Regions from separate parts of the Homo sapiens genome. Here all the other regions are linked to region 2. A link is an interaction called in ENCODE POLR2A ChIA-PET data of the cell type or tissue named here. Cell type or tissue: A673. All regions are shown on one strand. Each heading gives the region's core, and the rest is flanking DNA. Links, peaks and the distances in the headings are about the cores only.

Region 1 (7,611 bases), core at 1,922-5,921, 170 kb before region 2:
CTACTCTCTTTTTTTTAATTTGTTGAGACAGAGTCTTGCTCTATTGCCCAGGTTGGAGTGCAGTGGTGCAATCTCAACTCACTGCAGCCTCCACCTCCTGGGCTTAAATGATTCTTGTGCCTCAGCCTGCCAAGTAACTGAGACTACAGGTGTGTGCCACCATGCCCAGCTAGTTTTTGTATTTTTAGCAGAGAGAGTTTCACCATGTTGGTCAGGCTGGTCTTGAATTCCTGACCTCAAATGATCCACCCGCCTTGGCCTCCCAAAGTGCTGGGATTACAGGTATGAGCCACCACTCCGGGCCTGCTCTCGATAGACATTCCACTTTTTGGTTATTATGATAGTGCTGCTGGGAACATTCCTGTACACACGTTTTAGTGTCCAAACGTACACGCTTTTGTTGGCTATATACCTAGGAGTGGAACTGCTGGGGCATAAGGCATGTTCAGTTCTGATAGATTCTCCATCCAGGCTTCTAAAGTAGTCGTACTAGTAGGCACTTCCCTGCAGTGTCTGAGGATTCCAATTGCTCCACATCCTTGTCAGCACTTGGTGGTATCAGTTTTTAAAAGTTTAGCCATCTTGTTGGATCTGTAGTGATACCTCATTGTGGTTTTTATTTGCATTTCTCTGATAAGTAATGTTGTTGGGCACCTTTTCCCACATTTATTAACCATTTAGGCATTCTTTTTTGTAAGATGCCTATTCAGGTCTTGTGGCCATTTTTTTTTAATTGGGTTGTCTGGCTTTTCTTATTGATGTGTAGGGTTCTTTACATATTCTAGATACACGGCTTTTGTTGATTATATGTACTGCAAGTATCTTCTCGCATCCTCTGGCTTGCCTTTTCACTTTCTTTTTGGAGGCTTTTGATGAACAGACATTCTTAGCTTTAATAAATTACATATACTAATCTTTTCTTTTATGGTTAATGCCTTTTTTTGTCCTGTTTAAGAAATATTTGCCCACTCAGTGTCACTTAGATATTCTCCTACATTAACTCCTAGATGAGATTGTTTAATCGTTCATATTCAAGTTTCATTCTTGTACATGGTGTGAAGTAGGGGTCGGAGAGGCTCACTCTTTTCAGGAAGGCGTGGTTTTTGTTTTGTGGGTTTTTGTGGGGGTTTTTTTTGTTTTGTTTTTGTTTTTTTTTTTTTTGAGACAGGGTCTCACTCTGTTGCCCAGGCTAGAGTGCAATGGTGCAATCATGGCTCACTGCAGCCTCAGCCTCCCAGGCTGAAATAGTCCTCTCTTTCGCCTCAGCCTCCCAAGTAGCTGGGGCCACAGGCATGCACCCCCACACCCATCTAATGTTTTATTTTTTTGTAGAGACTGGGTCTTGCTATGTTGCCCAAGTTGATCTCAAACTCCTGAGGTCAAGTAATCCTCCTGCCTCAGCCTCCCACAATGCTGGGATTACAGGCGTGAGCCACCTGGCCCGGCCTCAGGAAGATATGTTTTTACCAAGCCCCCCATGTGTTTCAAGGGTTCTTTGAAAGTGAAGCACCATCATAAGAAAGGATTCAAGAGAGGAAATTCTTTGTTGAGATTCCAGGGAAGGAGTTTTGTCTTTCCAGATGGAATGACAGGGGAACGCCATTGCACTTTTCTGGGGTGATCCAGGATGTGAAACTTCTAGGGTGGAGCAAAAGGGAAAAGAAGGGAAGCAGGAAGGGAGGCAAGAGAAGGGAAGCAGGAAGTGAGGCAAGAGAAGGGAAGCAGGAAGTGAGGCAAGAGAAGGGAAGCAGGAAGTGAGGCAAGAGGCAGGGAGGAAGCCTTGTAGCATTTCCATGTCTTCAGCATCCAAGATGGTGCCTGGCAGAAAGGAGGTGGCCCCTGGTGCGATGTGGGGCTTTCTTGGTTTAGGGAAGGAAGCAGAAGCCACTTTTCCCCAGGAGAGAGGCCTGGCTGGCCTAAAGGGCTGCCTGACTCTTCTCTCCACTCGAGGGAGCAGTGAAGCTTCCGGCATGTTCAGGAAGCAGCAGAAAGCAGCAGCGTGGCTGGAAGGTGGATAAATGGGGTGTTGGTTACATCATTCTTTTTTTTTTTTGCATGTCTGAAACATGTCACCATATTAATTTGAAATAATACATGAACGTGATATTTGCCCAATAGTCACATGGCGCTTGAGTTGTCTCCCTTCTTATTTAATCCAGAGCCCCGGGCCTTGAGGACACCCTCCTCCCTCCAGTAGGAGAGGAGAGTGTCCTCTCTTAAGTCACCCAGAGGGCTCCTGGGAGCCTCTCCAGGGGGGCAGGAACCTGCCAGGACACCCGAAGTGCTCCTAACCCACAGCATCTCACTGGGTGAGTTCAGTAGCCTGGGCCTGGGGCTGGCTGGAGGTGTGAGGGCTCACTGGCAAGGCCTGCTGAGTGTGGGAACATTCTGGGTCCTTGTCCTTGGTCTCCCCTCCCGGCCTGCCTGCTAATCTCACTGACAGCTACGGAGTCTATGGGGACCATGGGCCCAGGCCCTGCTCACTCTGCTGGGGCCTGGGGCACACCTGGGGGGCTCTGGCTGCTTATGCTTCCCTCCTGCCATCACACCTGGGTCAATGGAGGGGTAGGGGGTGCAGAGAATGGGGAGCCCATGGTATTGCACATTACTCCCCCGAGTCTGGCCTTGGGTGCCTGCTTTCACACAACTCCTCCTTTACACACTGCTAGCTCTTTGGGGCCAGATCACTACCCCATGTTACAGATGAGGAAACTGCAGCCCAGAGAGGTGTAGCCACTTGCCCAAGGTCACACAGCAACTAAGTGCAGAGAGGTTTGAGCTTCACCGTGTCCCCAATTCTCCCCCATCTCTGGGCCACAGGCTACCCATCTTTAAAATAAAAAAATCCCAGGGCCGGGCACGGTGGCTCACGCCTGTAGTCCCAGCACTTTGGGAGAATGAGACAGGAGGGTCAGCTGAGGCCAGGAGTTTGAGACCAGCCTGGCCAACATGGCGAAACCCCGTCTCTACTAAAAATACGAAAAAATTAGCCAGGAGTGGTGGTGGGTGCCTGTAATCCCAGCTACTCAGGAGGCTGAGGCATGAGAATCGCTTGAATCTGGGAGGTGGAGGCTGCAGTGAGCCAAGAACGCACCATTGCACTCCAGCCTAGGCAACAAGGGTGAAACTCCATCTCAAAAAAATAAATAAAAATAGGTATTAAAAGCCCAAATATCCTCGAAAGAGCGTTCCCAGGAGAAACAAGCTCGACCACTCTGCTATCAAGTTCCCACTGACCACAGAGTCTGCCATGAAGAAGATAGAAGACAACAACACACTTGTATTCACTGTGGATGTTAAAGCCAACAAGTACCAGAGCAAACAGGCTGTGACAAAGCTCTATGGCATGGATGTGGCCAAGGTCAGCACCCTGATTCGGCCGGATGGAGAGAAGAAGGCATATGTTCCACTGGCTCCTGATTACAATGCTTTGGATGTTGCCAACAAAACTGGGATCATCTTGGCTGGGCACGGTGGCTCATGCCTGTAATCTCAGCACTCTGGGAGGCTGAGGCCAGCAGATCACCTGAGGTCAGGAGTTCAAGACCAGCCTGGCCAACGTAGCAAAACCCCGTCTCTGCTAAAAATACAAAAATAAGCCGGGCATGGTGGTGCATGCCTGTAATCCCAACTACTCAGGAGGCTGAGGCGGGAGAATCCCTTGAACCCAGGAGGCGGAGGTTGCAGTGAGCCGAGATCACGCCATTGCACTCCAGCATGAGCAACAGAGTGAGACCCTGCCTCAAAAAAAAAAAAAAAAATAGAGAATTAAAAAATAAAGTAGTGATAAAAATAAAGTAGTGATAAGTATATGTAAAGAGAGTGAGAACACAGATGTACAAAGCCACATATGTAAATAGCATCTCAAGGACACGAAATGCTGGGAGGTGGTGGCTTCTTTTCAGCAATAATTCTCGGTAAATCCATAGCTTGCCACCGGAGGGCAGTCTTCTTGCTGTGCGGAGGGGCTGTGGGATCTCAACCTGGTGGGATGGCCAGCCTGTGCCTCTCAAATCCCCTTGGAAGGAGGAGCAGAGGACTTAGGGCCCCATTTTCCATGTGGAGCTGAGCGAGGAAGGGGCACCCCCTTCCCCTTACACAGGCCCTTCACCTGTCCCAGCTCCCGGTGGAGAAGGAGGCAAGGGCCGGGGCGTCTGCCGCTGCCCGGAGAAGTCTGGCCCTGTGAATTTCCAGGCCCACCCTGCCTGGCTCATCAGCTCCTGCTGCCCTGGGGAAGAGAGAGAGGGGAGCTGGGATGTGCTCGGGCCCTTGCCTGGGAGGGAAGGAGGGATCAGAAAGCGAAGAGTGGGAGGGGGAAGCCCAAGGACTGGAGGGGGGGCTTTTGGGTGGAGTTCCCCGCAGGTTCAAGGCAAAGTGAGGTGTCCACAAGGTAATGAGCTGTGCAACCGGAGGCCCTCCGCCCCACCTTAGTGGCATCAAGATAAAGAGAGGGTGGCCTAAAACCTTACCATTTTCAGGTCTGTCTATTTTCAGGTTGGTTTGGTTTTCCCTACAAGACCAGTTAAAGTTCACTTTCAAAAAGCCCCACCTGGTCTCAGCCGGACCATACCTGTGGGAGACGAGTCTAGAAGTTGTGGGGTGAGCGGGGAGTTAGATCAAATGCAAAATCCCCGAAGGGGCCAGAGCTGAGCAGGGCCAGCGAGGTAAGCACCCCTCCCCTCCCTGTCTCCTGGGGATCTCCACCGCTGTGCGCTCTGTTATTCAAGGTGAGGCCCCGGGCCAGCAGCAGGGGCACCACCTTGGAACTTTCTCAAAATGCAGAACCCCAGACCTCCCTAATTGGAATCTGCATTTTAACAAGAGCCCCAGGGAGTTTGAGATGCGCTGACCTAGCAGAAGCTGAGCAGAAAGAAGTGCAAATGCTGGAACGGTTTGCTTTCCATAGCGAAAGTAATTCTAATAGCCAACAACTGTCAGCCCATTTTACAGATGGGGGAGACTGAGACGTAAGGACGAGAAATCTGCCCAAAGTCACACAGCTGGTCAGTGTTAGGGCCAGGATTTGGCACGTGCTCTGATCCGCCAGCTTCTGCTGCCTGGGGTGGGGGGGTGCTGTAGTTCAGGGCTCTGAGATCCCTGCTCCCCACTCCCCATGAGACTGAGGGTTTTTTTGTTTTTGTTTTTTAAGACAGAGTACTCGCTCCGTCGCCCAAGCTGGAGTGCAGTGGTGCGATCTCGGCTCACTGCAACCTCTACCTCTCGCGTTCAAGCAATTCTCCTGCCTCAGCCTCCCAAGTAGCTGGGACTGCAGGCGCTTGGCACCACACCTGGCTAATTTTTATATTTTTAGTAGAGGCAGGGTTTCACCATGTTGACCAGGCTGGTCTCGAACTCCTGACCTCAAATGAGCCACCCACCTCAGCCTCCCAAAGTGCTGGGATTACAGGCATGAGCCACCATGCCTGGCCGAGACTGACTGCTTTTTGAAATGCTTGCTTCTCCCTGGCCCCCAACCTATCACTAGTTCTGTCTGTTTAACCTGCAGTTTTACCCCCACATCTACCAGCTCTTCCTCACCTTCCCGCCATCTGGACTTGACAGTGACCACCCGAGGGTCTCCTCTCGTCTACCCCATCCACCACGCCCAGCTCACAGTGCAGACACCAGACTGATCTTTTGAAAACACGATCTACTGTCTTCCCCTCCATCCTATTGAAGACCCTCAGATGGCTTCCAACCCAGCTATGAATAAAGCCCAAAGTCTTGTGTTCGCTTCGATAGCACATATACTAAAATTGGAGCAATACAGAAATTAGCATGGCCCCTGCATAAGGATGATACGGAAATTCATGAAACGGTCCATATTTAAAAAAAAAAAAAACCAAAGTCTTAACAGTGGCCCAAGAAGCCCTGCCCTCCTTGCCTGCCTGTGAAGCCCCTGGTACTCTCTCCTACCAGCCTCTTTTTGCCACTGGCACCCCACGGGCACCCCACTCCCTGCAGCAGCCTGTGCGTGCTGTTTCCCTGCCTGCACTGGTCCCTAAATCCAGTGTACCCCCATTCATCCTTGAGACCTCACTCATGAGTGCCACTTCCTCTGGGAAGCCCTCTCTGATCACCCCCATCCAGGTCATGTGCTGTGTGCCTAGCGGAAGCTTTAAGGGACTGTTGGTTTCCCTGCTCACTAAGGTTGTTGGCAGAATTCAGTTCCTTGTGGTTGTAGGACTGAGGTCTTGTTTCTTTGCTGACAGCCAACTAAGGGCTGTTCCCTGCTTCTAGGGACTGTGGCATCCTTTGGCTCATGGCCCCCTTACTCCATCTGCAAAGCCGGCAATGGTGGGCTGAGTCCTTCTCACATCACATCTCTCTCTTTGCCTCTATCATCTCTCTCTAACACAGCCAGGAAGGGTTCTCTGCTTTTAAGGACTCCTGTGATTAGATTGGGCCCGCCCTGATAATCCAGGATCATCTTCCTGTCTCAAGATCCATAGTATCAGGTTTCAAGGATTAGAATGTGTGGACATTTGGCCAGGCGAAGTGGCTCGCACTTATAATCCCAGCTCTTTGGGAGGCTGAGGCAGGAGGATCACTTGAGCTCAGGAGTTTGAGACCAGCCCGGGCAACACGGCAAAGGAGAAAAACCCGTCTCTACAAAAGATACAAAAATTAGCTGGTTGTGGTGGAATGCACCTGTAGTCCCAGCGACTCGGGAGGCTGAGATGGGAGAATCTCTTCAGCCGTGGTTGGGCCACTGCACTCCAGCCTGGGTGACAGGGTGAGACCCTGTCCCAAATTAACAATGTAGAATGTATGGACGTTTTAGGGGACTATGCGTCTACCGCCACACCCTCGCTCCTAAGCAACCACTAGACTATACCACCACACGCCGAACTCAGTAGTCACCTCCTAACTGTAGGACTCTGAACCCCTCTCTCCACACTCAGTGCTCACTTGAGCTCCAGACCAAGAGACTACCTGAAACTAAAGTCCTCCTCCTCCACCTCTTTAAACACACCCATCCCTGGCCACAGGCTCCATCCCTGGCCACAGGCAGCACCTCTCACAGTTGTCCCACTGCAAGCAGGTGCCGAGTTGAGTTTTCCCCAGTTCCTGCACAGCTGAGAAAGAGTGTGCAGGGCCCCATGCTGCCTGGCCCCAGGGTTGGAGATAAAACCCAAAGACAGTGGACACGGAAACAGCATAGAGGGTGGAGCCTGGAGTCCCTGGCTGGAAGGAACTCAGGGACAGGCAAGCACCTTGAAATGATTTTTGTGTAAGAGTTGAAGAAAGAAGAAAAAAATATGAAAAGCGGCTTACCAAAGACAGGTTTATTTTGGAGAATAAAACTGAGGCCGGGCACGGTAGCTCACGCTTGTAATCCCAGCACTTTGGGAGGCCAAGGCAAGTGGATCACCTGAGGTCGGGAGTTTGAGACCAGCCTGACCAACATGGTAAAACCCCATCTCTACTAAAAATACAAAATTAGCCGGGCATGGTGGCTTATGCCTGTAATTCCAGCTACTCGGGAGGCTGAGGCAGAAGAATCGCTTGAACCCGGGAGGCAGAGGTTGTGGTGAGCCGAGATCACGCCACTGCACTCCAGCCTGGGCAAGATGAGTGAAACCCCATCTCAAAAAAAAAAAAAAGAAA
Region 2 (7,611 bases), core at 1,526-5,525:
TGATCCTCCCACCTCAGCCTCCTGAGTAGCTGGGACCACAAGTGCATGCTACCACACCCGGCTAATTTTTTAAAAATGTTCTGTAGAGATGGGGCCTCGCCATGTTGCCCGGGCTGGCCTCAAACTCCTGGGCTCAAGCGATCCTTCCGCCTCGGCCTCCCAAAGTGTTGGATTACAGGTGTGAGCCACTGCACCCACCCAAGAATTGGATTTCTTCATTGGCATCACTGACCTCTAGGGACAAAGGGTGGGCTCTGGCCCTAATTCACGGCAACAGTGACATTAGAGATCATCATTCCTCCCATGGACGTATCCCTTCTTCTCTCCTTATTACTGTCATAATTTTAGCCAATCTACAGCTTCCCTGAAAACCAAAGAACGGTTTTATCACCATGTTTTACAAAGTGCAAATTGAGACCCGGTGAAAAACAGTGACTTGCTAAAGGTCAAAGGTCACTCATGGAGTTGGGTGGTGGCACCCTTGCAGGATGTACCCCCAGCCAATGGTGTGTTAATCATTACCTCTGCTAACAGCTTGTGATGGTTAATGGTAAGCGTCAGGAGTTCGAGACCAGCCTGGCCAACATGGTGAAACCCCATCTCTGCTAAAAATACAAAACATTAGCCGAGTGTGGTGGCGGGTGCCTGTAATCCCAGCTACTTGGGAGGCTGAGGCAAGAGAATCGCTTGAACCTAGGAGACAGAGGTTGCAGTGACCCGAGATCGTGCCATTGCACTCCAGCCTGGGTGACAGAGAGAAACTTCATCTCAAAAAAAAAAAAAAAAAAAAAAACCAAAAAAACAGTGTCAACTTGATTGCATCAAAGGATGCAAAGTATTGTTTCTGGGTGTATCTGGATGTTTCTGGGCGTGGCCAGAATAGATTAACACTTGAGTCAGTGGACTGGGACAGGAAGACCCACTCACAGTGTCGGGGGCACCATCCAGTCGGCTGCCAGCACAGCTAGAAAAAGCAGGCAGAAGAAGGTGGAAAAAGCCGACTTGCCGGGTCCTCCGGGCTTCATCTTTCTCCCGTGCTGGAGGCTTCCTGCCCTTGAACATCAGACTCCAAGTTCTTCAGCTTTTGGACTCTTGGACTTACACCAGTGGTTTGCTGGGGGCTCTCAGGCCTTCAGCCACAGATTGAAGGCTGCACTGTCAGCTTGCCTACTTTTGAGGTTTTGGGACCTGGACTGAGCCACTGCTGGCTTCCTTGATCCTCAACTTGCAGGCGGCTTATCATGGGACTTGACCTTGTGATCGTGTGAGTCAATTCTCCTTAATAAAGTCCCTCTCATATATACGTAGATCCTATTGGTCCTGTCCCTCTAGAGAACCCTAACACACACGTGGAGGAGAGCTCTGAAAACCCGGGCCAGGGACCAGTGTGACTGCTCTGTGGCTGTCCTGGGAGACGGCAACACTGGGCAAGTGAGCTCGTGAGAAAGGCTGGGGCTCCTCTCAGAATAAAACCTTGGGAAGAGACAACTACACAGCATTCGCAGGGGCCGGGCGCAGTAGCTCACGCCTGTAATCCCAGCACTTTGGGAGGCCGAGGCAGGCGGATCACCTTAGGTCAGGAGTTCGAGACCAGCCTGGCCAACATGGTGAAACCCCATCTCTACTAAAAATACAAAAATTAGCCGGGCATGGTGGCTCACACCTGTAATCCCAGCTACTCGGGAAGCTGAGGCAGGAGAATCGCTTGAACCCAGGAGGCGGAGGTTGCAGTGAGCTGAGATCGCACCACAGCACTCCAGCCTGGGTGACAAGAGCAAGACTCCATCTCAAACAAACAAAACCTTTCTCTTGTCATGTAACCCATACATACACATGCTATGTACCCACAAACATTAAAAATCAGAAATTTAAGACAAAACAAAAGCAACAGAAAACCTTTTTTTGAGGAGTCCCTAAGGCTTCACCAGTTTGTCAAAATTGGAGCTTGATTGCTGAGACTTTATTTGCATACCCACAATGCATTGTGCACCAAATAATTTTCGTCTTTAAAATTACTAGTCCCCTTTTTCCTTCAATCTATCTTTCCTGAAACTGAGATTGCTGTTCCAGAATTGTCTGAAGAAAAAGGCAGAAGTCAATAGCTCTTTTGGGCAGAAAGAAATTTACCATTAGCCTGTTGGGAGTAGCCATTACCTGAGAACTGAGTGCCACTCATCGAAGTTCTTACTCTAGTTTCTCTTCATATCGCATAAATCTTTCGCCTTTTACTAAAGATTTCCGTGGAGAGGAATAATTCTGAGTTTTAAACCAATTTTTTAGAGGTCTTGCATTTTTTAGCAAGGCTTATTTGAGCGTTTTAAAAGTAGATGCCCTTAGCCATTACGACGGTTCGTATTTACTCTGAAACAAGAAACACACTCAAAACTCAGAGAAAACATTGTTCCCTAGTATTTGAGTCTGAAGGACCAGAGCTGGCTTCTGGAGGAGCAGCTGGCCTTGGGGGAAAAGGACAATTTACCCTCCTACGTAGCTTGAATGGGGCTTTGAGTCGCATGGCGGGGCACGGCGGGGCACGGCGGGGCACGGCGGGGCACGGCGGGGCTGGGCTGTGGGCGGCTGCTTCAGGGCCTGAGCCCGGGGTAGATTTTTTTTTTTTTTTTTTTTTTTTTTTGAGACAGAGTCTCGCTCTGTCGCTCAGGATCGAGTGCAGTGGCGCGATCTCGGTTCACTGCAACCTCCGCCTTCCAGGTTCAAGCGATTCTCCTGCCTCAGCCTCCCGAGTGGCTGTGATTACAGGCATGCGCCCTCCTGCCCGGCTAATTTTTGTATTTTTAGTAGAGACGGGGTTTCTCCATGTTGGCCAGGCCAGTCTCGAACTCCTGACCTCAGGTGATCCGCAGGTGATCCGCCCGCCTCGGCCTCCCAAAGTGCTGGGATTACAGGCGTGAGCCACCGCGCCCGGCCTGGGGGTCAGGATTTTTTGCGATGGATTTCCTCCCTCCTTTACTGGGACAGACCCTGCTAGTTTTTCCTCCCCAGTACTCAACCTCTCTCTAGAATCTCCTATCGCTAGCAGGGCTCACGGCTACCTGAAGGCATGACTGCACTTCCCAGCCTCCCTTGCGGCTGAGACGAATTCTGGCCAATGGGAGTGGCTGGAAAATTCACTTTCTCTTGCGTTTCATCAAACCGGTTGGGTCGGGGGAGGACTAGCTGCGCGCCTGGCACGCTCCTCAGGCGGGGATACGGGGCAGAAGAGCCCTTGGGACTGCCTTCTTCGATTCTACACGGAGAAGCCGGCGGGAGCAGCGGGGGAGCTCGCCCCGAGTCCCTGCTTCATTTGATCGGATAGTCCAGCGGTCCCCAACCTTTCTGGCACAAGGGACCCAGTTCATGGAAGGCAGTTTTTCCAAGGGCGGGGGAAGGTGGGTAGGGGGTGTGGACAGTTCCAGGTTGAAACTGTGCCCCTCGTCATCAGCCATTAGATTCTTAAAAGGAGCACGCACCTAGATACCTCGTATACGCAGTTCACAATAGGGTTCCCGCTCCTAGGAGAATCTGATGCCTTGCTGCCCTGACAGCAGGCGGACCTCAGGCGTTAATGCTCGCTTGTGAGTCGGTAACCCTCCATCACTCAGTGGCTGGGGTTAAAAACCACTGGTGTAATCAACCAACAAACCCTACTTCTTGGTCAAAAGCAGTAAGCCACCCCAACATCTTAATATTATAACTGCTCAGAAATGCAATACAATTGATATCACATACCTTAACAAAGCGAAAAGCTGAAAAACCGTAACTCGCATTTGTTCTATAATACACTTTACATAGCTCCACACGCGATTTAACGGAATCGCATCTGTTTTTAAAACACTTAAAATAAGCCCTGCTAAGAAACGCAAGGCCTCAAAAAATTGGTTTCAGACTCACACTCGTTTCTCTCCACGGAAATCTTTAGTAAAAGGCGAAAGATTTATACGATTTGAAGAGAAACCAGAGTATAACATCAGTCGTCGACACTACAGTTCTCAGGTAACGGCTACTCCTAAACGGGTAATGGTAACTTTCCTTCGGCCCAAAAGAGCTATTGACTTCAGCCTTTTTCTTCAGACAATTCTGGGACAGCAATCTCGGTTCCGAGAAAGATATGTTGAAGGAAAAAGGGGAAATAATTTTAAAGACGAACATTATTTAGTGCGCAATGCATTGTGGGTATGCAAATAAAGTCTCACCAATCACGCTCCAGTTTCAGGAAATACCTTAAATGGTTCATGCGTTTTAGCGCTGCGCCTGAGGCCACCACCGCGGGGCAGAGCAGAGTCTGGTCCCAGAAGAAAAAGGCTGACTTTACCTGCTTTACTTACAGTGGGCGAGCTATTAGATCGGTGCAAAAGTAATTGCGGTTTTTGCAATTTTTTTTTTTTTTTAATTGCACAATTAGCCTAATAAGTAAAGAATTTTTTTGAACTTAAAAAAAAAAGTAAAAAAAAAATTATCTTGGCTGGACTCCGTGGCTCACCCTTGTAATCCCAGCACTTTGGGTGGCTGAGGCAGGCTGATCGCCTGAACTAGGGGTTCAAGACCAGCCTGGGCAACATAACGAGAGCGTGTCTCCAAAAAAAAATTCTTACACTTCTAGCCACTCCAGACCTACTGCAGGCCTGGGGATTGGGCCCAGCCCCCTGAGTCTGAACTCATCCTCCGTGTGATTCTGATGGAGGCCACATTGAGAACCTCTGTTGGCAACTGTTGTGCCTGAAATATGGAGAGTGAGGAGTTTGGGAGACAGATTACTGGCTGAGCAGGGGAAGGCCTGGGAAAGGCTGTGAAATGAGGAGAGAAAAGGCCAAGGAAGGTCCCTGGGGGATGGTGGCATAAAAGGAGGGGACAGTGCAGGAGCCTATGAAAGAGATTAGAGAAATTGAGGGAGGCAGGAGGAAAACCTGGACTGGGAGCCTCACAGAAACCGAGGGCAGAGAGGAGGTTTCCTGGCCGGGCGCGGTGGCTCACGCCTGTAATCCCAACACTTTGGGAGAGAGGAAGGAAACAGTAGGTGAGGAGGGGCAGGAGATGGGGAGGGGGCGGTAGCTGGCTCCTGGTTGCAGATGGGAAGGAGAAGCGGTGCAGGTGCCTCCCCGCAGTGATCGTGGTCCATGGAGCCTGGGCCCCCCCACTACCCCTGTTCTCTCACTCCCCTGCAGCCCCTCCTTTGCTGGCCCCTCTTTCCTTCCGTCTTCTCACCTGGGAAGATCCCAGGGCCATCTTTCCAGCCTCTGCCCTGTAGCAGCTGAACTGCTGGAAAAATTCCACAGCAGGGGAACCTCCCATACAGGCCTCCACTTCACCTGTTTCTCTGATTGGCTCCATTTCCCACCTCAAGATGTCCTTTTTAGGCCGAGTGCGGTGGCTCACGCCTGTAATCCCAGCACTTTGGGAGGTGGAGGCAGGCGGATCACCTGAGGTCAGGAGTTCGAGACCAGCCTGGCCAACATGGGGAAACCCCGTCTCTACTAAAAATACAAAAATTATCTTGGTGTGTCGACGCGTGCCTGTAATCCCAGCTACTTGGGAGGCTGAGGCACGAGAACCACTTGAACCCAGGAGGCGGAGGTTGCAGTGAGCCGAGATCGCACCATTGCACTCAAGCCTGGGTGAAAGAGCAAAACTCCGTCTCAAAAAACAAACAAACACACAAACACCCCTTTTAATCCTTCTCTCCCTTCAGCTTCCCCCTCTGCAACTCACCGTGTCAGCCCACGACATCCCAGGGGCTTCCTTGAGAGGCCAGACGCCCTCATCTTCCCAGCCCGCCTGCAACCGCATCTGGCTCATCTTCTGCCTCCTCCCATGAACGGCCCTCCTCCTGGGCTTTGAACCCCAACTCCACAAAGATGGCTCCCCTCCCATGCAATCCCCCAGCAGCACCCTCCGTGTCCCTCCCGCTGTGGTCTGAATGTCGTGGCCACTCACACATCCACAGGCTGAAATGTAATCTCCAAGGTGATGGTATTGATAAGTGGGGCCTCTGGAAGGTGATTGGGTCATGGATGGGATCAGTGTCCTTATAAAAGGGTTTGAGGGAGCGAGTTTGTCCCTTTCACCCTCCCATCAAGTGGGGACACAGGGAAGGCGCCGTCTATGAGGAACAGGCCTTCACTAGACAGCAAATTTGCTGATGCCTTGATGTTGGACTTCCCAGCCTCCAGAACTGTGAGCAATAAATAACTTTCTGCTGTTTATAAATTATCCAGTTTAAGGTATTTTGTCATAGCACCTGAACTAGGACACCCCCCCTACTGGCTCATCTTCTAGACGGATGAGTAGGCTTCCTTACCTCCTAACCTGAGAGAGAGAGAGAGAGAGGAGTGAAGGAGGAAGTGGGGAAGGAAGAAAGACTTCCTAAACCTCATCACCATCAGCCACAACAAAGCAAAGCACTTTTACTTTGTATTTCTATTTTAGAAAAAAATCTGATGGAAATCTCTTTAGTAAAAAGAAACTTGGGGCCGGGCGCAGTGGCTCAGGCCTGTAATCCCAGCACTTTGGGAGGCCAAGGCGGGCGGATCCCCTGAGATCAGGAGTTCGAGACCAGCCTGGCCAACATGGTGAAACCCCGTCTCTACTAAAAACACAAAAATTAGCTGGGCATGGTAGGCCCCTATAGTCCCAGTTACTTGGGAGGCTGAGGCAAGAGAATCGCTTGAACCCAGGAGGCAGAGGTTGCAATGAGCCAAGATCGTGCCACTGCACTCCAGCCTGGGGGACAGAGCAAGACTCCGTCTCAAAAAAAAAAAAAAAAAGATTTCCAAACAGGGACTCAAACAGATGACTCTACATGAGCATTAATAGCAGCGTTGTTCATAACAGCCCAAAGATGACAACAATCCCAGTGTCTATCCGCTGATGAGTGGATAAACAAAATGTGGTTTACCCATACAATGGAATACTATTCAGCCATAAAAAGGAGAGAAATTCTGGTACACACTACATTGTAGATGAAATTTGAGGATGCATGCTACATGAAAGAAGCCAGCCACAAAAAGGCATAGATTGTGTGACTGTACTTAGGTAAAATATCTAGAAGAGGGGATAATAGGAGTTATTGGGTAACGTATAGAGTTTCTGTTTCGGGTGATGAAAAATTTTGGAAATGGATGGCAGTGATGGTATTACAACATTGTGAATGTTTTGAATTTATTTTTAATTTTTAGAGATGAGGTCTTGCTCTGTTGCCCAGTTAATTTTTAATTTTTAATTTTTTTTTTTATTTTTTGTAGAAACTAGGTCTCATTATATTGGCCAGGCTTAATTTGTTTATTTTTATTTTTTGTGAGCTGTAATCTTGCTATGTTGCTCAGGCTGGTCTCAAACTTTTGGCCTCAAGTGATCCTCCTGTCTCAGCCGCCCAAAGTGTTGGGATTACAGGTGTGAACCACCATGCCTGGCCCATTTCCCCTGATCAGGGAAAATGCGTTGTTATGTGTGATATTTGGTGTGAGTTTTTTTTTTTGTTTTTTTTTTTTTGGCGGAGTCTCGCTCTGTTGCCAGGCTGGAGTGCAGTGACGTGGTCTCAGCTCACTGCAACCTCCAACTCCCTGGTTCAAGTGATTCTCTTGTCTCAGCCTCCCAAGTAGTTGGGATTACAGGCACACG
Region 3 (7,611 bases), core at 1,487-5,486, 1.2 Mb after region 2:
TGTGCCTATCATGTGTGTCTGACAGTTCAGGCTCAGGCGTGTACATACACCATCCAAACACCTAGACTCAGGCAGCAGCACACGTGTCTTCTCCCCAAGTACGCTGGCAGCTCCACATAGAAAACCTCACACCTCCCATAAGGACAGCGGGCCTCCCCTCCTGGGACCCCTCCCTTGGCTTCTCCCCAGCCCTGCTCCTAGAAGGGAGGCTTGGAGCAGGAACCAGCAGCAACAGGGTAACTGAAGTAGCCAGAGAAACCTAAGTGGTTTCAGAGCTTAAAATGAGAAATCCCATATCTTCTGCAGCTGATCATTGTAACTGAGACAAAATGCCAACCCAACATTCCAGAACAGGTCCCCGCCCGGGCTGGGGCCACAGGCTGGGCCAGGCCCACAGGGCAACCCAACTAGCCCAGGTCCCTGCTTCATACTCTGTGTGTGTGTGTGTGTGTGTGTGTGTGTGTGTGTGTCTCTATCTCTCTTTCTCTCTCTGTCTCTCTTTCTCTCTCTCTCTGTCTCTCTCTCTCTTTCTCTGTCTCTGTTTCTCTCTCTCTCTCTGCCTGTCTCTCTTTCTCTCTCTCTGTCTCTGCTTCTCTTCTGTTTCTTCTCACCTTTTTCTTCCCACCTACCTCTCTCTTCTCTCACACTCCACGTTTCCACCCCAAAACTTTTTTTTAAAGTTTTTGTGGCCACACTCTTGAACTCACAAAAACTGGGAAATTAATGTGAAACCGTCGCTGCTTCTGATAAGAGAAACCTACAAGGGTGAGACAAAGGGGAAGGGAGACACAAGAGAATCAGTCTGTTGGATTTTGGTTTGGGGTTTTTTCCTCCTTCTCTCTCCCTCCAAAGTGGAGGATCCGGCCGGGCCAGTTTGGATATTTATTAAGAAAAAGCCAAAGATAATTAACTTTTTTGTTTTTGTTTTGTTTGCGGGTGCCTCCCCTGCTGGCACTCCTGGCTGCCTGGCAAATTAAACCTGCTCCCGGCTCCCTGGGTGCTGGGCTGCCAGCAAGACTTCTGCCGACTGTCCTGGATCTGCCAGGGCTGCCAGCTGCCCACCCAACAACCTACCTTGGCTTTCAGACCTTGGGTCACTTTATGCCCCCACCGATGCCACATCCCCAGGCTCTACTGACTCTGAGAGCACCTTTTAGAGCAGGGTAAGTGGGATGTGGGGGTTGGGGGAAGAGGAGGGGCTACTGTTTGGGGTTGTGGCCAGCACTTCCCTAAAAGGAAATGGGGGGAAAGTGTGATCCTCTCCCAGGGCACAAGGGCGTTCCTCCTGGCCAGTTCAGGGCCGTTGACTTCCCAGGAGAGGGGAAGGAGAACGGAGGATGAGCTGGAAGTGCAGGGAGAGGCCAGATTTGGGCCATGTCGATCCCCAGCTCTTCTCCCCGAAGGCTGGTACCCTGCCAGGCCTCATGGGCCCCTGAGAACGCCCTGGAGCAAGCAGCCTCTGGGCCATGGAGCCATGTGTGATACCTGTCCACCCCCAACCCCAGGCTCCATCTTGCTCCCACCCCCAACCCAGGCCAGGCCATGGGTGGGGGAGCGGTGGGGGAGCTGAGTGGCTGGAGAGCCAGTGCTTGGGTAAGAGCTGGCTGCCTCCGGTCCGGTCCGCTGTGCTGGAGCCACACAGAGCCCTGAGGCCAAGCTGTGACCTAAGCCTGAGCCCAATTCATGGGCCAAGAAGGTGACACTGGGAGTTAGAGGCTTCCTGGTATGAGACAGAGCTGAGGACTTCTCAGGAGCCAGGAGAGCCCACGAGAGGAAGGCCAGTTTGGAGGAGCTCGCTGGGGTTGGAGGTGCGGCTTGCCCCTCTGTTAAGCCAGTCCCCCTCAGCCCTCCCCTGCCAGGGACCCTCCTTGGCCCCTTGGCTTCATCCCCAGCTGGACAAGTAGGCAGTGATGGTGGGCCTCTTCCAGGTGGGGAGCCTGCTTCGGAGCCGGCCACAGAGAAGAGGGCATTTTTCAAGGATTTTGCTGGCCTTTCTTTTTCTCTGAAATATAAGGATGTGCAATTTTTTTGGTTTCAATTTAGCATTGGAGAATTTTATAATTTAGTAATTAAAATCTCTGATAGGCTTTAGAAATTGCGGCTAATTGAATTTAATGGGAAGATGATTTTCAATTTTATTTGATTACCGGGACCCCTGGCATCGGTATTTATGGGAAAAAAATGGGAAATGTGCTGTGTGGGCTAAGATGGCATAATTGAATTAGGGATAATCGGATTTCTCCGTCATGAATTTCACTATAATTTTCCTATAATTTTCCATTAGATATCTAGTTTACAAATATTCACAAAGAAATGAAGCTCTTTCGGAATGGAGATTGCTGGCTAACAGGATTACGGGGCCGAGCGTGCGGCTGTGCCAGCCCCTCTCCTGCCATAATGCAATCCCTGCGTCTGCCTTACACTCGGCGCGGCCCTCGCTCCGCCACCCACTCTGTGGCTCCTTTCTCCCCTTTGTTTCCTTCTCATCCTGTTGACCCCCTGCCCCAACACCCACCTGTCTGTGGCCCACGACCTCCCGTGCCCGTGGCCATGCCGTGGTGCCTTGGCTCTGCCCTCCCTCGGCCCCCATGCTTCCCGTCCACTTCGCTGGCTCACAGCTTTCCCGACACCCTCCCTCCATCGGCCCCGGAGCGGGCTCACACGCAAACACACGGACTCCCTCGCAGGTGCGAACATGCTTGTTCGCAGGCACACGCAGTCCTTTGGCCAAGGCTTCTGTGCCCTGGCCCAGTCGCCTCAGATGGAACCAGTTTATTGGGATCCTGGGGTGGGGTGCAATAACAAAAGGAGCTTTGTTCAAGTTTATGTGAAAGTTACAAATTCAAAATGAGAGCAGATAAAGCATGAGATACCTGGTGTGTAAACAGGCTGGTGAGTGAGAAGGCCCCAGGCTCGGGAGGGAGAGAGTGTAGGTGGGCAACTTGGGGGTGCGGGGGGGGTAACAGGAACCAGCGATAGCAGTGTGACAGGAAGGGCAGATGGCTTTCCTTGGTGCTGATGTGGGGAGCCTGGGTTGGGGGGAACCGCTGGGTTGCCTTCCACTTCTTTTTCTCTTGTGAGTGGGTTGTCTCAGGAGGAGCTAGAGGCTCTGGGCCCAGGGACTCAAGATCAGAAGAGATTATGGCATTGGACTTCCATCCCTTGAGTCCCGGGCATGAAGGTCCTCACTGTGGCCTGGCTTTGGGGTCTCAGGTGTCCTCAAGGCAAAGATGGGCCATAGCCTCAAAAGATGCCTCTCCTCTTGGTATGAGCAGATACACTCAGAGAGAAAGAGAGAGAAGGGGGGGGCGCATAATCTGGGGGCCCCTCCATGACACAGCCTCTGACTCATACCCCACAACCTCGAAGCCTCCGCCGCCTTCTCTGACCTTCATAAATCCTTGCGCTCCGAGTTGGCCTGTTTCTTGCTTCTCTGACCGCTGCTCCTCCACTGAAGGCCTTTTCCTCTTGGGCAGGGCCCACTCAGCCTGTGGCTACCTGGCCAGGGACTTGACAGAGTGGAGGCTTTCCAGGCATCCCCACACCTCCCTCCATTGCTGGCTGCCATCCCCCAAGCTCTCTCGAGTCCTGTCCCTTCCGCCATTCCTCTGTAGCCTTTGTCTGCCTGAGACCCCCCGAGTTACTGGGTGGCCAATCCAGGTGGTCCTGCCTGGGCAGCTGGAGGGAAGATGCTTTCCTTTTCCCCTCCACACCTTCCTCATGGGTCAGGCTCTGACCACTATCAGCTGAAGCCCAGGAAGACATTCAGAGCCAGCCAGTGGCTGTGTGGGTCACGTATGCAAGCAGCTCCCCATCTTTGCAGACATCTTCAAATGCACCCAGAAATCACCTCTTCTATCCCTTGCCTCCAGGCTTCCTCCTACACACAGTTGCCCAGATAGGAGAGCAGAGGCTCAGAATTGGGGTGGGGATTGATCACCTGCTGTCACCAGCCAGAGCTGCAAGCCTTTTGTTACGATGCCTTGCTTTGGGGAGTCATTGGGAGCAGCACCCAGAGGCATGTGTATACCCCACAGCGGTCCTGGACACAGATGCCCTCTCTGAGATCCCATGTCGGGAGCAGAGGCACACAGTCCTCTGTGCTGGGTGCCCGGTACGGGCAGTCATACTCCCAGGCTTAGACTTGGGGTAGTTCTGTTCCCTTATTCAGGGTTTTGGGGCCAGGGGCAGCTCAGTAAGGTTTCTAGGCCTCTCCAGCTGCTGTTCCTATGTAGGGATGGGTTGGGGAATCACAGAGCCAATGAGGCTGTGTGACGGCCAGGAGTGGGGACTGCCAGGAAGGCAGTGGGAAGGGCAGTGGAGTAGGGGAGGGATGCCCAACTCCCTGAGAGGCCATTTAGAACTATAGAGCAAGCAGGAAAAAAGGAGAAAAATGAGGGGAAAGTAGGAGAAAGAGTAGATTGTTAACTCCCTGATGTCTTTGCCCCAAGGCCTCCCTGGCCCCTCCCTTTGCAAAATAGAAATATTGCAAAAATAGGCCAGCGCCATGTTGCTGGATGCTGTCCAAAGACCAGGGAAGCCTGGGCCCTGCTCCCCTCCCCTCATCTGAAGGCAGTGTGGCCCCTCCTGAAAGAGGAGCGCTGGGAGAGGCGAGGAGGGCAGCAGGGTAGGTGAAGAAGGGACGGAGAACCAGGTCCTTCCTTAGCAAGGCTGCCCAAGGCCCTGCTCACCCCACCGTCTCTTTCCTTGAGGCCCTCTGGGCCGGATGCGTCACTTAAGTCACCAACATATAAGGACTCTCAAAATATATGGCTGCAGCAGGGACATCTGGGGATGTCCCATGGTGCACGGTTCATGGAGGGGAGAACCCTCAAACTGCCTTCTCTGGCAGAAAAGAAAGAGGAGCACGGGCAGCACAAAGCGCCTGGCTGGCCATGGGCTGGCAGGAAATGAGGTTCCACGTTGAAGGGGACAGGCCTGGAGACGGCGTGGGGCGGGGGGGGGGGGGGTGGCGGGGAGGGGAGGAGGAGCCGGGATGGGCCTCAGACTCCCTGGTTGAGGGTGCCTGTGCTCTACTGAGCGCCCTTCCTAGGGCAGCGGCCAGAGGGGCAAGGCAGGGAGGAAGCGCAAGTGATGGCCGGGATCATGGGTCGGGGGCTGTGGGGAAAGTGGGGCGCCGATCTCCATTCGTCTGGCTGCGGGGCGGATGGCCCAACTTTGAGGGAGGAGTGGGCAGAAAGACCGGAAGACCGGGGAGGCTCTGGGAGGACACTTGGACCCGTTTTAAGGGCAAAACCAAAGCAACGCCGAGGAAACCCCACTGCGTGTCCCAGGCCGGCGCTCCTGGGGCCCAGGGCCGGGGACGCGCGGGGTGCGGGGGCGCGCGGGCCTGACTGCGCCCTGCCCCGCCTCGCCCCGCGCTCCTGTTCCTCCAGCTCCAGAAGCCGCCAGTGCTGTGAGGGGAACACGAAATCCCTGTGCTACCCCAGGAGCCCCGAGCCCGCAGGCAGCGGGCAGGGGAGCAGGGAAGCGCGCGGCCTGGCGGGCGCGGCCCCGCGGCGCCTCACACCTGCGCCCGCCCTCGCGGAAAAGTTAGCGCGGCCGCGCGGGTCGTGGGGCAGGCGCGCGCGGCGGCCGTCGGTCGCGCTCGCGGGGCCCGAGCGGCCGCTGGCAGCATGCGAGCGCGCGCGCGGCCGCCGGCGGCCGGCAAGAGTGGGCGCGTGCCCGCGGGCGCCTTACTCGGGCCGCGTTCCCCGCCCCGCGCCGGGTCCCCTCCCGCCAGCCCTGAGCGCAAGTCCCCGCCTCCTCCTCCCGGAGCCAGAGGTTTGGGGAATCGCAGAGCCAATGGAGCCGGCCGCCCTGCCAGTGCGGCGCGGGCGCGCGCGGCGGGGGCGCGCGGCGGGGGCGCGAGCGAGCGCGAGCCCATTCACTCCGGCACCGGGCGGCGGGCGGCGGGCGGGCGCACCGGGCGGCGGCGGCGGCGGCGGCGGCGGCGGCGGCGGCGGGGCCGCGCTCTGCTCTTTCACCTGCCGGGGCCGGCGCGGGCCGGGCCGAGGAGGCGGCGCCGCGGCCGCCCTGCCAATCACCGCGGCGCCTGGCAGCGCCCCCGGCCGCGCCCGCCCGCCCGCTCCCTCCTGCCAAACTGTTACCCTGAGTGTTACCGGCAGGAGCAATGACATCAGGGCTTTAAAACAACTTGTTATTCGGGGAGTAATCAGTTGCAATTAGGCATTAATTAAGTATTATGAAAGTTGATTATTTAAGTGAATTCGGCTTTCGACTCTCCGACTATGGTGAGTACCGGGCGCGGGCGGGGGAGGCCCGGGGGCCGCGGTCTCGGGCGGCGACCCGGGCGCGGGGCGCGGTCGGCGGGACGGGGGCGCCCCTGGGCCTCGCGGATCCCCCGGCCAGGGCCCCCAAGCCGGGGCCGCGCCGGCCGAGAGTTGCTGCCTTAGTTGGAGAAACTCAGGCGGCGCGGACCCGCGGGCGCGTGCGGGGCCGAGCGTGAGAAGCGGGCGGCGCGGAGGAGAAAGTTTCTCCGCCGCGGCCTCGGCGCCCGCCCGGGACGGGCCGCTCCTGCGGGGCGGGGGACAAGCAGGGCGGGCGGCCGGGGTCCCGCGAGACGCTAACCCCGTGTTTCTTCTCTCCCGGTCTTCCCCTGGTGGCGTTCTGCGAAGAGTTTGGGACCAAGGAGAAGAGAATGGATCTTGGAACAGGTACCGGCCGGTGGGAACGCAGGGGCGGCTCTTTCACTTTTCTTTCGCTTCTTTTACGGAAGTTCTTATTTTTAGCCCAATGAGGTGGCGGCGGGGCCGGGTGGGGGCCGGGAGGGTCGGGCGGCTGCCTCCCGGCGTCCCGGCCTCGGGATCGGCGACTTCTGAGGCTGTTGTTGTTGTTATTTGCCACTTGCTTAGAGGCTGTGACTAATGTGATGCTTGTCATTATGAAAGAACCGAGAGGAGCAGGAGCTGGGGGGCACCCAGAGAGAGGATTTAGGGGGTTTTTGTGGGGTTTTTGTTCTCCGTGTTTTTTGTATGGCTTCGTGTTTTTTTTCTGTGTGTGTGCCTTTTTTTTTTTTTTTTTTTTTTTTTTGTTCTCTGCAAAGATCTTTGTGTGTCTGGCTCTGGGGTGTGTGTTTTTATTTTTTTAGTGGGGGGTGGTTTAGTTTTTGAAAGCAGCGTCCTGTTGGGAAAGGTGGTTAGTCTGGTTTCGGGGCGACTGTCTCAAGGTAAAGGAATTTAATTTATTTGGGACAAGGCTGTGTCGGATGATCAAGCTGCTTATTATGGCTAATGAGTATTTTTCACCTGAGAATCTGTGGGATGAGGTGGCTGTTATCAGTTCAAAGTGAGGGGCCCCGGACTGTCTCCCACCTGCCTCTTTAGCCCCCACCCTAGGGGTGGTGATGGACCAGACAGACTACTCAACGTAGGCATCTGGGTTTGGGGGCCTCCTGTGGGACAAGGCCGGGGGCTCCAGGAGGCCTGGTGCTCACCTGGGGCAGTTTATCCTGATATTTTGGTGTTTTCTTGGGTTTAATCTAATTCTTTCCAGTGTTTTTGCCTTCAGCTCTTGCGGGCTTCCCATGGGCCCTGGCTATTGAAACCAAATTTTGACCAGGACCCTCACGTGCTAGGTTGACAAAAGCAG
Region 4 (7,611 bases), core at 2,327-6,326, 130 kb before region 2:
GTGTAAGGGAGGGAGTGTGAGGGTGTGCAAGAGGGCTCGTGCCCTCAAAAGTAGGGACCTGTGGGCTCAAGGCTGTGTGTCCACAAGTGTATGAGAGTGGGGTGTGTGTGTGAGCTGGTGTACACACAAGTGTGTCTAGGGTGTGTGTGTAAGTGTATGAGTGTGTGAGAGCAGCGAGGGCTTGTGCCCCTGAGATTATGTGCGCATGCACGTGGTGTGTGTGCACAAGGATGTGTGTGTGAGGTTCTGCGTGCTTGAGGTTGTGTGTGCAAATGTGTGACGGTGTGTGGGTGTGGGTGTGTGCATGTGGGTGGGTAGGTGTGTGCTCAAGGCTGTGTGTGTAAGGGTGTGTGTGTATGCAAGTGTGCCAGGGTGTGTGATCAGCAAAGCATTATGATCCCCTTCCCCCAACTTCACAGCAAGTGGGGCAGCGACCCCACCTCTAACCCCTGTCAGCCAGGGAGGAAGGGAAGGAAGGCCCAGAGCTCAGTGTCAGGTTATGTAGTGCGGGGCCACATAGGGGCTCACTCAGCCCAATCCAGGCTTTGCCACTCCTCCTGGCTAAGCTGCCTCCCGAGGAAAATAGGAGTCCACCCAATGCCAGCAGAGGAGGAGAGAAATGTCAGCACAGATGTCTACCAAGGGGCATGTGATGCAGCTCAAAAGGACGGACTCTGGAGTTCAGGGTGGTCTGAGTTCGAATCCTGGCTTGGTCCCTTGATAGCTGTGTGGCCCGAGACAGGTCAGTTAACCTCTCTGTGCCTCAAATGCCCCATCTCTAAACTGGGGATAATAACCTTACCTTACAGGATGGTTTTGAGAACTCGAAGAGTAAGAGATATGGAGCTCTTAGAATAGTGCATGGTGGGGCCGGGCACAGTGGCTCATGCCTCTAATCACAGCACTTTGGGAGGCTGAGGTGGGCAGATCACATGGTCAGGAAATCAAGACCATCCTGGCTAATACGGTGAAACCCCGTCTCTACTAAAAATACAAAAAATCAGCCAGGTGTGGTGGCACGTGACTGTAGTCCCAGCTACTCAGGATGCTGAGGCAGGAGAATCACTTGAACCCAGGAGGCAGAGGTTGCAGTGAGCCGAGATCGCGCGATTGCACTCCAGACTAGGGGACAGAGCAAGACTCCATCTCAAAAAATAAAATAAATAAAATAAGAATAGTGCATGGCACATGATACGCACTATCTAAATCTTCCTCTTACTGGCCGGGCACAGTGGTTCACGCCTGTAATCCCTGCACTTTGGGAGGCAGAGGTGGGTGGATCACCTGAGGCCAGGAGTTTGAGAACAGCCTGGCCAATATGGTGAAATCCCGTCTCTACTAAAAGCATAAAAATTAGCCAGACGTGGTGGCACGTGCCTGTAATCCCAGCTACTTGAGAGGCTGAGGCACAAGAATCACGTGAGCCTGCGAGGTGGAGGCTGCAGTGAGCCGAGATCGCGCCACTGCAATCCAGCCTGCGTGACAGAGCAAGACTCCATCTCAAATAAAAAAAAAATAGAAAGAAAAATCTTCCTCTTACTACCATAAGTGATGCCTGCAAGCCATGAGCTCCCGAATTTAGTACACCTAGGACAGATGAACCCCCAGGATTATAAAACCCCAAGATACATCAGATGCCGGAGTGGCCAGACACCAAGGGCCATGAGGCTGTCTCAGCTTGTCGGTGACCAGGGCAGAGGGTTGGGGGTACTGCCTGCTGTCCACCCCTCCCATCTATGGGAGACCTCATCTCCCCAACGTGTCATCTTGAGAGGCTGCTTTGGCCGGTAAGACAAACCTGCATTTACAGCTTGGAGCACTGAGGTCAAGCAGCGGGGAGCTTTGGAGTTCAGGAATCTCAGGATGGAGGGCCAGGGATGAGTTTCCTTCCCCCCACTCCACCTCAAGCCCAACAAGGAATTTTCTGGCATGATGAGCGTGTTAGTCTGCTCAGGCTGCCATAAAGTCCCGCAAATGGGGTGGCTTAAGCCACAGAAATTAGCTTCCTCGCACTTCTGGAGGTGAAGGTTGAGGCGTCAGCAGGGCTGGGTTTTTTCAAGACCTCTCTCCTTGGCTCACGGGTGGCCATGTTGTCGCTGCGTTCTCACCTGGACTTTCCTCTGTACGTGCACAGGTCTGTGGCCAAATTTCCCCTTTTTGTAAGGACACCAGTCGTATTGGATTAGGGTCCACCTGAAAGGCCTTGTTTTAACTTAATTGCCTCTTTAAAGACTATCTCAAAGGACTGTTGCATTCTGAAGTACTGGAGGTTAGGACTTCCAAATGTGAATTTGGGGAGGGACACAGTTCAGCCCAGGACACTGAGGTTTCTGCTTGCCCCAGAAAATTAATTCCCAACTGAAGCTAAGAGCTAAACTGTGGACTTGACCGTGAGCAAACAGCCGTCACGTGGCCACCCCAGCATCTCATTCATCATTCATCCAGGCAACTGTGAACTGTATTCATTTCTTTTTTTTTTTTTTGAGTCAGAGTCTCGCTCTGTCACCCAGGTTGGAGTGCAGTGGCGTGATCTCAGCTCACTGCAACCTCTGCCTCCCAGGTTCAAGCGACTCTCGTGCCCCAGCCTCCCGAGTAAGTGAGATTTCAGGTGCATGCCATTACACCGGCTAATTTTTGTATTTTCAGTAGAGACGGGGTTTCACCATGTTAGCCAGACTGGTCTCAAACTCCTGACCTCAAGTGATCCACCCACCTCGGCCTCCCAGAGTGCTAGGATTACAGGCATGAGGTACCACGCCCAGTCTGTGTTCATTTCTTAGGGCCACTGTAGTAACTGCTCACAAACGGTATGATTAAAACAATTGAAACTTCTAGCCTCTAGTTCTGGAGACCGGAAGTCCAAGATCAAGGTGTTGGCAGGGTTGCTTCCTTCTGGAAGCTCTGACAGAAAATCTGTCCCTCCTATGCCTCTCCCCTGGCTTCTAGCAGCTGCCTGCCATCCTTCATCAGTCCTCTCTGCCCCTGTCATCATGTTCCCTGCTTGCTTTTTTTTTTTTTTCAGTGAGATAGCGCCTTGCTCTGTTGCCCAGGCTGGAGTGCAGTGGCGTGATCTCGGCTCACTGCAACCTCTGCCACCCGGGTTCAAGTGATTCTCCTGCCTCAGCCTCCCGAGTAGCTGGGATTACAGGCACGCACCACCTGGCTAATTTTTTTTTTTTTTGTATTTTTAGTAGAGACGGGGTTTTACCATGTTGGCCAGGCTGGACTCAAACTCCTGACCTCAGGTGATCCGCCCACCTCAGCCTCCCAAAGTGCTGGGATTACAGGTGTGAGCCACCACTCCTGGCCCATGTTCCCTAATTCTTTGTGTCTCTGTGGTGTGTCCTTTTCTGTATCTTATAAGACACCTATTATTGGATTTAAAGCCCTCCCTAAACCAGGATGCTCTCATTTTGAGATCATTACCCTACCTTTTTTTTTTTTTTTTTTTTCCGATTTCTCAATCTTTTCCCCACCTTTCCCCCCTTTCCATTCCACAAAACCGCCATTGTCATCATGGCCCGTTCTCAATGAGCTGTTGGGTACACCTCCCAGACGGGGTGGTGGCCTGGCAGAGGGGCTCCTCACTTCCCAGTAGGGGCGGCCGGGCAGAGGCGCCCCTCACCTCCCGGACGGGGCGGCTGGCCGGGCGGGGGGCTGACCCCCCACCTCCCTCCCGGACGGGGCGGCTGGCCTGGCTGGGGGCTGACCCCCCCACCTCTCTCCCGGACGGGGTGGCTGCCGGGCGGAGAGGCTCCTCACTTCCCAGACGGGGTGGCTGCCGGGCGGAGGGGCTCCTCACTTCTCAGACGGGGCGGCTGCCGGGTGGAGGGTCTCCTCACTTCTCAGACGGAGCGGCCGGGCAGAGATGCTCCTCACCTCCCAGACGGGGTCGCAGCCGGGCAGAGGCGCTCCTCACATCCCAGCCGGGGCGGCAGGGCAGAGGCGCTCCCCACATCTCAGACGATGGGCGGCCGGGCAGAGACGCTCCTCACTTCCTAGATGGGATGGCGGCCGGGCAGAGACGCTCCTCACTTTCCAGACTGGGCAGCCAGGCAGAGGGGCTCCTCACATCCCAGACGATGGGCGGCCAGGCAGAGACGCTCCTCACTTCCCAGACGGGGTGGCGGCCGGGCAGAGGCTGCAATCTCGGCACTTTGGGAGGCCAAGGCAGGCGGCTGGGAGGTGGAGGTTTTAGCGAGCCGAGATCACGCCACTGCACTCCAGCCTGGGCACCATTGAGCACTGAGTGAACGAGACTCCGTCTGCAATCCCGGCACCTCGGGAGGCCGAGGCTGGCGGATCACTCGCGATTAGGAGCTGGAGACGGGCCCGGCCAACACAGCGAAACCCCGTCTCCACCAAAAAAATACGAAAACCAGTCAGGCGTGGCGGCGCGCGCCTGCAATCGCAGGCACTCGGCAGGCTGAGGCAGGAGAATCAGGCAGGGAGGTTGCAGTGAGCCGAGATGGCAGCAGTACAGTCCAGCTTCGGCTCGGCATCAGAGGGAGACCGTGGGGAGAGGGAGAGGGAGAGGGAGAGGGAGAGGGAGAGGGAGAGGGACTCGCGTCTTAAGAGCCCCATTACCCTACCTTAATTACATCTGCAGAAAGGCTGGGCATGGTGGCTCACGCCTGTAATCCCAGCACTTTGGGAGGCCAAGGCGGGTGGATCACTTAAGGTCAGGAGTTCAAGACTATCCTAGCCAACATGGTGAAACCCTGTCTCTACTGAAAATACAAAAAATTAGCCAGGTATGGTGGTGTGCGTCTGTAGTCCCAGTTGCTCGGGAGGCTGAGGCAGGAGAATCACTTGAACCCGGGAGGCGCAGGTTGCAGTGAGCCGAGAGCGTGCCACTGCGCTCCAGCTTGGGCAACCAAAAACAAACAAACAAAAAACAGAAAGAAAAAAAGAAAAGAAATTTATGTTGCTTAAGCCCTGCAGTCTGTGGTGTTCTGTTATACAGCCCTAGCGGGTGATAGGGTGAGACTATCTCAAAAAAAAAAAAAAAAAAAGAAAAAAATTATATCTGCATAGACCCTTATTCCAAATAAGGTCATATACTCTGAAGTTCTAGGTGGACATATCTTTGGGGGGCCACCTCTGAACCCACATCAGGGACCCAGAGAAGATGCCGGCTCTCCCAAATGTCAGTGTCCTCAGAGTCCTTTGGCAGCTGAGGCCCACAGGGAGGATCAGCACCTGGGAGACCCTTGTCCTTCAGAAGGGCCCAGCCCAGCAAGGCAAGAAGTCCCAAGGAACCCACCCATCCCGGTCAGGAGAACCACAGGAGGGTTTTACGGGGATGGGGAGTCCACGTGGCCAGGCAGGGAGACTGAGGAAAGGTTTGGGCAATCCGGCCTGAAGGCGGGACTTGAGCAGGTCTTACCCTGCAGGAGGAGTGGAATGGAGGTGTGGGTAACTGCCCCCATCCTGCTCTGTTCCCACACCGTGTCCTACAGAGTCCCTAGAGTTCCCAACCAAAGATTCCTGGAAGGGCCTGAGTGGTTTTCAGGCCTCTGACCCTCCCAGGCTTGGAGGCCCGCAGGGCCCTACTCCAGCACAGACACTGGGCCAGCGCCCTGTGTCCATCATTTCATGGAAGAATCACCTGAAACTTCCCCTGCTCCCACTCGGCTCATTCCTTACTGTGTATCTGGCCAGGTGGGGTGGACCCCTCTAGAGACAGGATCCTCATCTGCCAATATGCACACAGGCCCTGGTTTCAAATAATAATGTTGCACATTTATTAGGCCCAGTACTGCACTACGCATTTCATCTCCTGATCATCTAATTTCATCCTCTAAAAACCCCAACGCAGTAGGTAACATTCTTGGTTTTCTGGGTTTTTTTTTTTTGTTGTTGTTGTTTTGTTTTGTTTTGTTTTGTTTTTTGAGACAGGGTCTTGCTCTGTCACCCAGGCTGGAGTGCAGTAGCTCGACCGTGGCTCGCTGCAGCTTCCAACTCCTGGGCTCAAGTGATCCTCCTGCCTCAGCCTCCCAAGTGGCTGGAAACACAGGTTCGTGCCACCACACCTGGCTAATTTTTTAAATTCTTTTGTAGAGACAGGGGTCTCCCTATGTTGCCCAAGCCGGTCTCGAGCTCCTGGGCTCAAGCAATCCACCCACCTTGGCCTCCCAAAGTGTTGGCATTATAGGTGTGAGCCACGGTGCCTGGCCCAGTAGGTAGCATTCTAATCCCCATTCTACAGATGAGGAAACTGAGGCTCAGAGAAGCCCACTGACTTGTGCAGGAGCAGCAGCCAACACTGACCCCCAGGCTGAGGCTCCAGGTCCAGTGTTCTGCAACACACAGCTGGCACCTGGGGCTGCTTCCTCTCCTGGGTGAGCCTAAGTAGCAAATGTAAGAAGTTATGTTTGCTCATTTCTGCTTGAGTGGATTCACAAGCCGCTGGCTCTGTGACAATGGGCAGCTCTCTGGAGGGATGCTTTGAAGACAAAACAGAATAGAGCCCCATGTCTCTTGCGTGAGTCACTATATTCCTTGAAAGATAAATGGCCCCAGACTTGCTTTTTCCTACACATAAGATACCATCTGGTGGGGTTAGTGATTCTGCCTCCACAATCGATTCAGCAGATGTGCTTTAGTCATCTATAGCCAGATGTACTCTATACCCAAACCTCGATGTGATTTTGTACATATTACAGCTTCACCACCTGTACATAAACTGTGAACTGAAACTGCCAGAGCAGCTGATAGAACCCCTCCACAGGGCTGCTCTCAGGCAATAGGCTCGGTCTATAGTCCTGGTAAAACTTCTGAATAAAAAGAACTCTAAAGTTTTTGTTTTTTGTTTTTGAGACGGAGTTTCACTCTTGTTGCCCAGGCTGGAATGCAATGGTGTGATCTCAGCTCACTGCAACCTCTGCCTCCCGGGTTCAAGCGATTCTCCTCCCGCAGCCTCCCGAGTAGCTGACATTACAGGCATGTGCCACCACGCCCGGCTAATTTTGTATTTTTAGTAGAGACTGGGTTTCTCAATGTTGGTCAGACTGGTCTCGAACTCCTGACCTCAAGTGATCTGCCCACCTTGGCCTCCCAAAGTGCTGGGATTACAGGCTTGAGCCACCACGCCCGGCATTTTTATTTATTTATTTATTTTTAGACATGGTCTCACTCTGTTGCTCAGGCTGGAGTGCAGTGTTGTGATCACCACGCACTGCAGTCTCAGACTTCCCCGGGCTCAGGTGATCCTCCCACCTCAGCCTACCAAGTAGCTGGGAACCACAGATGTATGTCACCATGCCTGGCTAATTTTTTGTATTTTCAGTAGAGATGGGGTTTCATCTCTACATGTTGCCCAGGCTGCTCTTAAACTCCTGGGCTCGGGCAATCCACTGGCTTCAGCCTCCCAAATTACTGGGATTACAAGTGTGAGCTACCACACCCAGCCCGAACTCTAATTCTTCAGCTTTTTATTTTCTTTAGTTGACACCTGGCAAACTTCCACCATGGGAGTCAGGGGGTGTTTGTCAGAATTTGCTGGGAATGGGATGGGGGGCAGCTAGTTCTCCCTCGAGGCTGGGGTGTTCTGTAACCCTCAATCCTGGTGGACAGGAAGGGTTCCCCCACCAAATCTGAGGCCTGGGG

Evidence for each region. Peaks named below come from ENCODE experiments on the same cell type or tissue, not always from the same donor. Only the 100,000 strongest peaks of a DNase experiment are listed, where the experiment ranks them.
Region 1: POLR2A ChIA-PET joins it to region 2 with 11 read pairs; 19 of 35 experiments call an interaction of 5 or more read pairs at or near these places.
Region 3: POLR2A ChIA-PET joins it to region 2 with 12 read pairs; 2 of 35 experiments call an interaction of 5 or more read pairs at or near these places.
Region 4: POLR2A ChIA-PET joins it to region 2 with 18 read pairs; 20 of 35 experiments call an interaction of 5 or more read pairs at or near these places.

Annotation. Positions count from the first base shown.
Region 1 is chr1:12,076,100-12,083,710 of GRCh38, reverse strand. All of the region lies in intron 1 of TNFRSF8 (TNF receptor superfamily member 8), which reads right to left. It also overlaps the pseudogene RNU6-777P and the pseudogene RPL23AP89. Among named protein-coding and RNA genes, the nearest start is that of TNFRSF8, 17 kb to the right of the region's middle. RefSeq lists enhancers at 4,217-4,376, 4,697-5,695. In A673, for the core only: a CTCF peak has its summit at 3,940 (motif pointing right); a DNase peak (open chromatin) is centred at 3,940.
Region 2 is chr1:11,904,501-11,912,111 of GRCh38, reverse strand. RNU5E-1 (RNA, U5E small nuclear 1) reads right to left here and starts at 3,960; the gene lies at 3,840-3,960. LOC124903843 (a long non-coding RNA gene) reads right to left here and starts at 619. Exons shown (of 2, transcript XR_007065464.1): 1 at 523-619. It also overlaps the pseudogene RNU5E-4P. RefSeq lists silencers at 2,655-2,704, 3,526-3,820, 3,845-3,894 and enhancers at 3,269-3,832, 4,065-4,174. In A673, for the core only: a CTCF peak has its summit at 4,265; DNase peaks (open chromatin) are centred at 2,391, 3,141, 3,501 and 4,241; H3K4me3 peaks cover 1,216 bases; H3K27ac peaks cover 2,654 bases.
Region 3 is chr1:10,692,940-10,700,550 of GRCh38, reverse strand. CASZ1 (castor zinc finger 1) reads left to right here. Exons shown (of 21, transcript NM_001079843.3): 4 at 6,639-6,677. The coding sequence starts at 6,662. Among named protein-coding and RNA genes, the nearest start is that of CASZ1, 100 kb to the left of the region's middle. RefSeq lists silencers at 5,573-5,632, 5,643-5,842, 5,953-6,122, 6,423-6,512. In A673, for the core only: no CTCF peak of the experiment used is centred there; no DNase peak of the experiment used is centred there; H3K4me3 peaks cover 345 bases.
Region 4 is chr1:12,039,608-12,047,218 of GRCh38, reverse strand. No RefSeq gene overlaps it. Among named protein-coding and RNA genes, the nearest start is that of MIR6729, 14 kb to the right of the region's middle. RefSeq lists enhancers at 349-408, 6,431-6,500, 7,566-7,611. In A673, for the core only: no CTCF peak of the experiment used is centred there; no DNase peak of the experiment used is centred there.